Regions from separate parts of the Homo sapiens genome. Here region 1 is linked to region 2. A link is an interaction called in ENCODE POLR2A ChIA-PET data of the cell type or tissue named here. Cell type or tissue: Panc1. All regions are shown on one strand. Each heading gives the region's core, and the rest is flanking DNA. Links, peaks and the distances in the headings are about the cores only. Region 1 overlaps MOB3A (MOB kinase activator 3A). Region 2 holds the start of LOC101928572 (a long non-coding RNA gene).

Region 1 (5,365 bases), core at 117-5,116, 220 kb after region 2:
TATTTCGTACAGAGATGGGTCTCACTATGTTGCCCAGGCTGGTCTTGAGCTCCTGGCCTCAAGCAGTCCTCCTGCCTTGGCCTCCCAAAGTGCCAGGATTACAGGCGTGAGCCACTGCAGCTGGCCAGGGCTTCTTTTAGGGGTGAGGAAAGTGTTCTGGAATTAGATAAAGGTGGTGTTTGCGCAACGCCAAACGTGCCAGGAGTCACGTAACTGTACTCCTGAACTGTAACTGAAAAGGTTAAAACGTGTGGGATGTGAGTCATATGTCAATCTAAAAACAGAAGAAAAGACTATCAGGAGAATTAGGACAGTATGCTAAGCCCTCGATAGCACCTGGCCCAGAGGGGCCTGGGCAGGCCTTGCTTCCTGCCTGTCTGCTTTCCCACGAGAGAAGTCAGAGATGCAGTAGGCACAGTGGCTCACACCTGTAATCCCTGCACTTTGGGTGGCTGAGGTGGGAAGATCGCTTGACTCCAGAAGCTCAAGACCAGCCTGGACAACATAGCAAGACCCCATCTCTACAAAAATACAAAAATTATACAGGTGTGGTGTTGTGTGCCTGTAGTCCCAGCTACTCAAGAGGCTGAGGTGGGAGGATCACTTGAGCCCGGGAGGTCAAGGCTGCAGTGAGCTGTGATTGCACTACTGCACTCCAGCCTGGGCAACAGAGCAAGACCCTGTCTCTAAAAAAAACAAAAATGTAAACCAGACAAAAGCACAAAACAGTGACAGGATGCACGCCTGGGTGATCAGGGAAGACGCAGCCATCCTCCAGCAGGAGTGAGGGTGGCCTACCAGCACCAGGAGCAGTTGTAACGTTTAAAAGTAAACCCTCAGGCCAGGCATGCTGGCTCACGCCTGTAATCCCAGCACTTTGGGAGGCCGAGGTGGGCAGATCACCTGAGGTCAGGAGTTTGAGACCAGCCTGGCCAACATGGTGGAACAGTTTCTCCTAAAAATACAAAAATTAGGCAGGCATGGTGGCGTGTGTCTGTAATCCCAGCTATACAGGAGGCTGACCAGGAGAATCGCTTGAACCCAGGAGGCAGAGGTTGCAGTGAGCCGAGATCACGCCACTGCACTCCAGCCTGGGTGACAGAGCAACACTTCACCTCAAAAAAATAAAAATAAAAAAGTAAAAATAAACACTCAGAGGCTGGGCGTTATGGTTCACGCCTGTAATCCCAGCACTTTGGGAGGCCGAGGTGGGCAGATCACTTGAGGTCAGGAGTTCGAGACCAGCCTGGCCAACATGGCGAAACCCCACCTCTACTAAAAATACAAAATTAGTCGGGCGTTGTAGCGGGCACCTGTAGTCCCTGTTACTTGGGAGGCTGAGGCAGGAGAATCGCTTGAACCTGGGAGACAGAGGTTGTAGTGAGCTGAGATCGTACCACTGCACTCCAGCCTGGGCAACAAGAGCAAAACTCCGTCTCAAAAAAATAAATAAATGAAAGTAAAAATAAATAAATACTCAGATTTTGGAAGGTGGCTCCGGGATGCTGCCTTTTTTTTTTTTTTTTTTTTTTTGAGACAGAGTCTTGCTCTGTCGCCCAGGCTGGAGTGCAGTGGCACAATCTCCGCTCACTGCAAGCTCTGCCTCCCGGGTTCAGGCCATTCTCCTGCCTCAGCCTCCCAAGTAGCTGGGACTACAGGTGCCCACCACTACGCCCGGCTATTTTTTTGTATTTTTAGTAGAGACGAGTTTCACCGAGTTAGCCAGGATGGTCTTGATCTCCTGATCTTGTGATCCGCCCACCTCGGCCTCCCAGAGTGCTGGGATTACAGGCGTGAGCCACCGCGCCCAGCGCCTTTTTTAGCAGGACAGATTCTGGGCTGGGAGCATCTTCCAGCCAAGTATGAGGGCTGGGCTGCCAGGCCGGGAGCCAGTGTTGTGCACTGACCTAGAACATATGGAACTGACTTCTCCACTCAGGGCTTGTCTCTCAGGCGCCTCCCGTGCTCTGGGGCAGCGGTCCCCGAGGCAGTGGCAGGATGTGGAAACCTCCGGAAGGAAGTGGGTGACTGTGGTCCGTGAGCTGCTACACCTCGGTGGGGGAGGGGTCATACCAGTTGGTTGCTTAGAGAAACTGTGTTGTTCAAAAAAAAAAAAAAAAAAAGTGTTGCAGCAGGGGAATTTGTCATTTCACCTTTCATTTCTCTAGAAGTTTCCAAGGGTCACTTGTGTCTCGTCCGTGGGAAGACCGGGGGAGCCCAGAAGGCCTTGGTGTGGAATTCTGAGAGCTGATTCCTGCCTTGTCTTCTCCACTGTTCCTGGAGGAATCCGAGAAGAGCAGAGCGGAGGGAGCCCCAGACACGGTAACCTGCCCCCGGCCTCAGGGGACAACGAGGGCGGGAGTCAGGGTCCCGAGGCCACCCCGGCCTTTCTTTGGAAAAGACCCCTTTCTGTGGCCAATCACCCCTCCGCCAAGGAGCCTGTGTTTGTTCCTGATAGAAAACGCTTTGCTCGGGCCGGACATGGTGGCTCACGTCTGTAATCCCAGCACTTTGGGAGGCTGAGGTGGGAGGATTGCGTGAGGCCAGGAATTGGAGAGCAGCCTAGGCAACATGGTGAAACCCCTGTCTCTAAATAAAAAAAAAACTAGGCCGGGCACGGTGGCTCACGCCTGTAATCCCAGCACTTTGGGAGGGCAAAGCGGGCAGATCACGAGGTAAAGAGTTTGAGACCAGCCTGGCCAGCATGGTGAAACGCCATCTCTACTAAAAGTACAAAAATTAGCTGGGTGTGGTGGCGGGCGCCTGTAGTCCCAGCTACTCAGGAGGCTGAGACAGGAGAATTGCTTGAACCTGGGAGGCAGAGTTTGCAGTGAGCCAAGATCATGCCACTGCACTCCAGCCTGGGCGACAGAGTAAGATCCTGTCTCAAAAAAAATAAAAAGGAAAAAAAAAACCGTCTGCTGTGACGGGAACTCTGCCAGTCCACAAGGTTCTTCAGAAGATGTTAACTTCCACTGAAAATCCTGCACCTTTTTCTTTTTGTGACGGAGTCTCACTCTGTCACCAGGGCTGGAGTGCAGTGGCGTGATCTCAGCTCACTGTAGCCTCCGCCTCCCTGGGTTCAAGCGATTCTCCTGCCTCAGCCTCCTGAGTAGCTGGGATTATAGGCACATGCCACCACACCCGGCTAGTTTTTTGTATTTTTAGTGGAGATAGGGTTTCACCATGTTGGCCAGGCTGGTCTCGAACTCCTGACCTCAAGTGATCCACCCACCTCGGCCTCCCAAAGTGCAGGGATTACAGGCATGAGCCACCTCGCCTGGCACCCCTCACCTTCTGAAAGGAGACAGACATGCCAAGAGGAAGTTTACAAGCTCCTCGGGCTGCCCTGTCTTGTTTTCTGGAACTGTCTTGGTGTGAGTCTGGTAGACAAGCTTAAAAGGATATAGACAAAGATAAGCCTCAGCCAGGCACGGTGGCTCACGCCTGTAATCCCAGCACTTTGGGAAGCTGACGTAGGAGGATCACTTGAGACCAGGAGTTCAAGACCAGCCTGGGCAATGTAGTGAGACCCTATCTCTACAAAAAGTTTTAAAAAGACAAGCGGGGGCCTGTGGGAACAGCCGCTTTCTCCCTGAGGCTCAGCCCAGGTAGGGGGTCTCCTCCCATGGCTGCAGTCAGCCCAGGGCTGCAATACCACTGCTGGAAGGCCCCGCCTGCCCAACCAGGTGGCACGGTTGGAAGCTAAGCCCCCAAATTGGCATGGGAGGCCCTGAAATCAACAAACGGCAGCACCAGGCTGTGGCAGGTTGGGTTTTGCTCTGTGCTGTGATTTCTGTTGGAGTTGGAAAGTTGGCTGTGAGTCGGCCCAGATGTGAAGCGGAAACGGGGAGGAGGGAGGTGAGTGGGCCTGGCTGGGTGGATGGGGATCTGCTCGCCTGCACGGTTTCCTCTTTGGTAAAGTGGGGCCTGCACTCGCCCCATCTAGACAGGCATGTGGGGACTGAGGTGATTGATTCCCAGCGTGGAGGAGCATCTCGCTCAGTGCCAGGCGGACCATGGCCTGGAGGTGGCCGGCATTTTCCCTTCTCCTGAGGGGATTTATTGATCTTGTGCTGCAGGTGGTGTGGCCTGAGGGCAGGTGTGGCTTGCAGAGCTCATCACTGGGGCAGGTGCAGGGCTCTGGGGTGCTGAGCTGTCACTGGCGAAGGGCCTCAGGTCCCCCCCAACAGCTCCCACCTGCTCAGCCACAGCGTGGATGCGTCCCGGGCTCCCCGGCCCCGGGGGATACCATAAGCACAGAGGTGGCCTCTTTGAATCAGGGGCTTCCCAGGGAGGGTCTGAGGCTGGGCTGCGGGATTACTCCTTCCTTGGGAAGCAGGCAGGGGTGGCCAGGCACAGTGGCTCACGCCAGTGATCTCAGCCCCTTGAGAGGCTAAGGCGGATGGATCGCTTGAGTCCAGGAGTTCAAGACCAGCCTAGGCAACATAGTGAGCTCCCGTCTCTACAAAAAATACAACAACAACAACAAAAAATTAACTGGTGGTGAAAAAATTATAAAAAATTATGGCAGTGAGTGCCCGTGGTCCCAGCTACTCAGGAGGCTGAGGCAGGAGGATCCCTTGAGCTAGGAGGTCGAGGCTGAAGTGTGAGCCATGATCCTGCCACTGCACTCTAGCCTGAGCAGCAGAGCGAGAACCTGTCTCTAAAAATGGAAGAGAAGCAAGCGGGGGGACCTGTGTGGTGACCCTGGGGTTGTGCCCCGCCGAGCAAAACCAAGATGGGTCAGCAGTCCCTGGACTTGGAGCATCCACGTGGCTCTGCTAGGCAGTGGAGGGGCCCCGTGGTGGAGCAGCGCTGGCCCGGGAAGCGTGTGTCACTAGGCTTGTGATCAGACGGCTGCCTGCATCCCTGAGAGTTGCTGAATTTAGGGAGTTGTGGGGCAGAAAGAGCGGTGGCTTCACCCACAGAGTCCAGGGTTCGAGACCCGGCCGATCCACCCACAGAGTCCAGGGTTCGAGCCCCAGCCGATCCACCCACTAGCTCTGTGGCGTGAGACACTGCTGTAGAATCAGTCATAATCATCTGAGCCACGATCTCACCCAGGGCGATCTAATCTTAACCCAAAGGGACACTGGGTGATGTCTGGGCACATCTGTGGTTGTCATAACTTGGGGGAGCTCCTGGCAGGGAGGGGCGGCGGCCAGGGATGCCGCTCAGCACCTTGCAGTGCCCCTGACGGCCCCACCCCAGAGAACGATCCAACCCCGATGTCCACAGAGCCAGGGGTTAGAGGCCTGGTTTTCTGGGCCCTGGTTTTCTCATCTGTAAAGTGGAGACAGGGTTTTTGTCCCAGGCAGATGAAAAGTTCAAGTTCCTAGTTGGGTGTTAACCCTGGTGGCAG
Region 2 (5,365 bases), core at 241-5,240:
GAAAGACGCCAGTCCCTGGGGGCCACAGCCAGTCCGATTGCATTGATGCGAGATGTCCAGACGGGCCAATTCGCAGAGACAGGAAGCAGATGGGTGGGGGTCCGGGCTGGGGAGGGGCTGGGAGTGACTGCTGAAGGGGACGGGGCTTCCTTTTGGGGGTGATGGAATGTTCTGGAACTAGAGGTGCGGGCGGACGATCTGTGAATGTGCTAGAAGGCGTTGAATGGAACATTTGTAACAGGGCGTGGATGCGCCGTGCACAGGCTGTGGTGCTGCGGGCGTCTGCGTGGAAGCCGCTGTGCCTCCAGCACCCGCGCGGCACCAGGCACATGCTGGGGCTTAGGAAGAGGAGGAGAGTCCTGGGGTGCGATCGCATGGCGGGGGCCAGCACAGGGACCACCCCCACCTGTTCAGGACAGACCCCCACTCCCGTCCACCACCGCCAACGCCGTCCCTGCCGCCGGCCCGGCCCCCCTGCCAAAGGCCTCTGCGGCCTCAGCTGCGGCTGGTCGTGCATGGTAATGAGGCTCTGTCCTTGAAACACGAGTCCTCCCTCCACAGGGGTCGACGCCGCGCTCCCCCAGACTCCCGAGACCGGGCAGCAGAGCTCACCGAGCCCGCCACCAGAGCGAGGGGCCCTGCAGGGGCAGACGGGCAGTCCGGGCCTGGTGGGACGTGCCCCTTGCTGGGGAGGGGAGGCAGGAAGGTTCTCGGTCGCCAACCCCAGCTCCGGCTTCGCGCCTGTGGACGGCGGGGCGCAGAGCCGAGGAGGTGACGTCACCCGAGGACACAGCTGTTCTGACCTCCGTGACGTTTATTACCAGCTGATGTCCCGTACACTGATTTCACGGTGTCACCCGCACCAGAATGTAAGCTCCTTAAGGACAGGGGGCCGGGCATTGTGGCTCAGGGCCTGTCATCCCAGCACTTTGGGAGGCTGGGGCGGGCTGATCACCTGAGGTCAGGAGTTCGAGACCATCCTGGGCACATGGCAAAACCCTGTCTCTACTAAAAATCCAAAAATTAGCTGGGCGTAGTGGCGCATGTCTGTAATCCCAGCTACTCAGGAGACTGAGGCAGGAGAATCGCTTTAACCCGGGAGGCAGAGGTTGCAGTGAGCCTAGATTGAACCATTGCACTCCAGCCTGGATGACAGAGTGAGACTGTCTCAAAAAAAAAAAAAAAAAAAAACTACCCACAAATAAATAAATAAAAATAAAAGAACAGGGACTTTCTGGCCTCTGTTCTCTGTTGTGTTTCCAGTTCATCGAAGGGCAACTGGTACATTTTCTTTTCTTTTCCTCTTTTTTTTTTTTTTTTTTTTGAGATGGAGTCTCGCTCTGTCGCCCAGGCTGGAGTGCAGTGGCGCGATCTCAGCTCACTGCAACCTCCACCTTCCGGGTTCACGCCATTCTCCTGCCTCAGCCTCCCAAGTAGCTGGGACTACAGGTGCCCGCCACCATGCCCGGCTAATTTTTTGTATTTTTTAGTAGAGACGGGGTTTCACCATGTTAACCAGGATGGTCTCCATCTCTTGAACTTGTGATCCGCCCTCCTCGGCCTCCCAAAGTGCTGGGATGACGCGTGAGCCACCGCACCCAGCCCCGGGGTCGCGTCTTGTACCTGCTTCCTCTCTGCTGTGTGGCCCTGAGCACGTCGCCGTCCGTCTCTGGGTCTCCGCCTCCCCGTGTAAAACAGGCTGAATCACCCTGGCTCCTCCTGGGGCATGAACTGGAGGCGCACTGTGTGCCAGCGTCCTCTACAGCAAGGACCCACTCAGGGAGGTTCTGCCCCGCCGGGGACTCTGGGCCGTGTCCAGGGACATTTGTGCCTGTCACGACTGGGAAGGGGGTGCTCCTGGCTTGGAGTGGGTAGAGGCCAGGGACGCTTCTCAGCACCCGGCAGTGCCCAAGACAGAGAGTCATCCACATAAGATGTCCATGGGGCCAAGAAAGAGAGACCTGCATTAATTATTTAAATTAAAAAAAAAAACACTAAATCTGTCCCCTGCTCACACCAGACACCAGGATCAACTCCTGACCCGGCAGACGGTGTAAACCAGGGGTCCCCAGCTCCTGGGATTCACCTCCTCTCTCCCTCCCACTCAGGGCGTGGATTTCAACGTGCACAGCCTCCTGGGACCTCAGCAGGGCTGAGGATTGTGGGATGCAGAGTCTCTTGGGGGTCTGTGGAATCCCCTAACCCAGAGGGTCTGAACCAGGGTGATTCTGCTCCCAGGGGACATTTGGTAAAGTCTGGGGACATCTGTGGTGTCCCTGGCATGGAGTGGGTGGAGGCCAGGGACGCTTCTCAGCACCCTGCAGTGCCCAGGACGGCCCCACCCCAGAGAACGACCAGGCCCCAGTGTTCACAGAGCCTGGGGAGACCGCGGTTTGCAGGGGCTGGCCTGATCCTCCCCCTACTCCAGTTCCATTTGGCAGCTGGGGACACCAATGCCAGAACAGGAGGAGCGCGTTGAATGTTGGGGGCGAACTGGAGCCCGGCTGGAAGGAGGGGAGTTCGGGGTGGGGGACGGAGGCCTGGCAGTGGCGGGAGGCCCAGAGCGAGGGAGGACTCTGGCCTGTGGGAGAGGAAGGGTGGAGCTGGGGTTGGCTCCGCGTGGCCGGGGTTACGCTGGGGTTCTGTGGGTCGCCCTGGGAGAGGTCAGGGATGGGGCTGGGTCCCTGGGCTGCAGTTCAGGTGGCTGGGACACACCATCAGGAGGTATCTGTGAGCAGATGGTGTTCCCATCCTGGGAGGATGGGAGGTAATGCCCCAGGTGGGTGGCAGCTTCCTGGGAGGGGGGTGGTCCGAGGGACCGATGAGGATGGAGATAGAGAGCCCTGAAAGTGTCGCCTTCCCCCAGGACCACAGCATGAGGACAAGGGAGGGGACAGAGGCCCCTAAAGAATCAGCCTGGGGCCGGGCGCAGTGGCTCATACCTGTCATCCTAGCACCTTGGGAGGCTGAGGCAGGTGGATCACCTGAGGTCAGGAGTTCGAGACCAGCCTGGCCAACAAGGTGAAACCCCGTCTCTACTAAAACTACAAAAATGAGCCAGGTGTGGTGGCATGCACCTTTAATCCCAGCTACTCAGGAGGCTGAGGCAGGAGACTCCCTTGAACCCGGGAGGCGAAGGCTGCGGTGAGCAGAGATCGCGCCATTGCACTCTCAGCCTGGGTGACAGAGTGAGACTCCGACTCAATAAAAAAAAAAAAAAAAAAAAAAGAGGCCAGGCATGTGGTTCACCCCGGTAATCCCAGCACTTTGGGAGGCCGAGGCCGGTGGATCACGAGATCAGGAGAGTAAGACCATCCTGGCTAACACGGTGAAACCCCATCTCTGCTAAAAATACAAAAAATTAGCCGGGCGTGGTGGCGGGCGCCTGTAGTCCCAGCTACTTGGTAGGCTGAGGCAGGAGAATGGCATGAACCCAGGGGGCGAAGCTTGCAGTGAGCCGAGATCGCACCACTGCACTCCAGCCTGGGCGTCACAGCAAGACTCCGTCTCAAAAAAAAAAAAAAAAAAGGCAGGGCACAGTGGCTCACGCCTGTAATCCCAGCACTTTGGGAGGCAGAGGCGGGCGGATCACCAGGTCAGGAGATCGAGACCATCCTGGCTAACACAGTGAAACCCCGTCTCTACTAAAAATACAAAAAAATTAGCCGGGCATAGTGGTGGGCGCCTGCAGTCCCAGCTACTCGGCAGGCTGAGGCAGGAGAATTGCTTGAACATGGGAGGTGGAGCTTGCAGTGAGCCGAGATCGCACCACTGCACTCCAGCCTGGGCGACAGAGCGAGACTCCATCTCAAAAAAAAAATAAAATAAAATAAAAAATAAGAGACCAGGGAGGACAACCGGATGCATTCAGGGCACATGGTGAGCAGATGCAGGCCGTGTACACAGAATCGAGTCTCCCATGTCCCCTCTCCAGGAACCAGTTCTTCCTCCCAAGTTGGGGAACACCAGACCCTTAGGGGACATGTCAGAAGCCTGAGTCCAGCTGCCAGATCCCCCCTCCTGCCTCCCCGGCAGCACCCTGCAGAGGAAATGACAGGGCCAGGCCGTCGAGTGGGGGAGTCAGGGTTGTAAAACTAGGTCACAGCTTGAGTGGCCCCTGCTGGGCGCGAGGGATCAGCTGTCCTCTCATCCCAGGAGTAATTATAGAGCCAGAGCTTGGAGGGTGCCCCGGAGGGCTCTTGTACCTATACCGTGACAGGCGAGGTCCAGAGAGGGTAGGTTTCTCAACAGAGGTCACACAGCGCATCCGAATTGAGGCCTCCCGCAGGCACTTCTGCCACTGGATCAGTGTGACTGTGACCTAGCGATTCCAGACCTGTCATCTCTCCAGGAAACTTCCTGATTTTGCCCTTATCTGTGCTCTATGGGAACTGCTTTAAAAAAAATTTCTTGGGCCGGGTGCGGTGGCTCACGCCTGTAATCCCAGCACTTTGAGAGGCCGAGGTGGGCGGATCACGAGGTCAGGAGTTCGAGACCAGCCTGACCAACATGGTGAAATCCCATCTCTACTAAAAATACAAAAATTAGCCAGACCTGGTGGTGCGTGCTTGTAATCCCAGCTACTCGGGAGGCTGAGACAGCAGAATCTCTTGAACCCAGGAGGCAGAGGTTGCAGTGAGCTGAGATCACACCACTGCACTCCAGCCTGGATGACAGAGCAAGACTCTATGTCAAAAAAAAAAAAAAAAAAAAAATTATTGGCCCAGCACGGTGGCTCATGCCTGTGTTCCCGGCACCTTCGGAGGCCAAGGCAGGTGGATCACTTCAGCCCAGGAGTTCGAGACCAGCCTGGGCAATAGAGTGAGACCCTATCTCTACAAAAAAATGAAAAAATTAACCAGGTGTGCTGGCACTTGCCTATAATCCCAGCTACTTGAGAGGCTGAGGTGGGAGGATCGCTTGAGCTGGGGAGGTGGAGGCTGCAGTGAGCCGAGATCACACCACTGCACTCCAACCTGGGCAACAGAGCAAGAACCTGTCTCTAAATAAATAAATAAATAAATAAATTCCAACTTAAAAAGAAACCTCTAATTTAGAAAATGGACCAGGCCCAGTGGCTCACACCTATAATCTCAGCACTTTAGGAGGCTGAGGCAGGCAGATCACTTGAGCCCAGGAGTTTGAGACCAGCCTGGCTAACATGATGAAACCCCATCTCTACTAAAAATACAAAAATAAGCTGGATGTGGTGGCGGGCGCCTGTAGTCCCAGCTACTCAGGAGGCTGAGGCAGGAGAATCGCTTGAAGCTGGAAGGCAAAGGCCTCCCAGGAGATCCTGCCATTCCAGACTGGGCGACAGAGCAAGACCTTGTCTCAAAAAACAAACAGGCCAGGCGCGGTGGCT

What was found. ChIA-PET counts read pairs that join two places held together with the same protein. Peaks named below come from ENCODE experiments on the same cell type or tissue, not always from the same donor. Only the 100,000 strongest peaks of a DNase experiment are listed, where the experiment ranks them.
Region 1: POLR2A ChIA-PET joins it to region 2 with 14 read pairs; 3 of 35 experiments call an interaction of 5 or more read pairs at or near these places.

The regions. Positions count from the first base shown.
Region 1 is chr19:2,082,132-2,087,496 of GRCh38, reverse strand. It overlaps MOB3A (MOB kinase activator 3A), which reads left to right. Exons shown (of 5, transcript NM_130807.3): 2 at 2,169-2,322. Among named protein-coding and RNA genes, the nearest start is that of MOB3A, 12 kb to the left of the region's middle. RefSeq lists enhancers at 308-547, 1,440-2,165, 2,108-2,207, 3,668-3,737, 4,898-4,967. In Panc1, for the core only: no CTCF peak of the experiment used is centred there; no DNase peak of the experiment used is centred there.
Region 2 is chr19:2,297,887-2,303,251 of GRCh38, reverse strand. All of the region lies in intron 1 of LINGO3 (leucine rich repeat and Ig domain containing 3), which reads left to right. LOC101928572 (a long non-coding RNA gene) reads right to left here and starts at 1,120. Exons shown (of 2, transcript XR_007067088.1): 1 at 1-1,120. RefSeq lists a silencer at 700-789. In Panc1, for the core only: no CTCF peak of the experiment used is centred there; no DNase peak of the experiment used is centred there.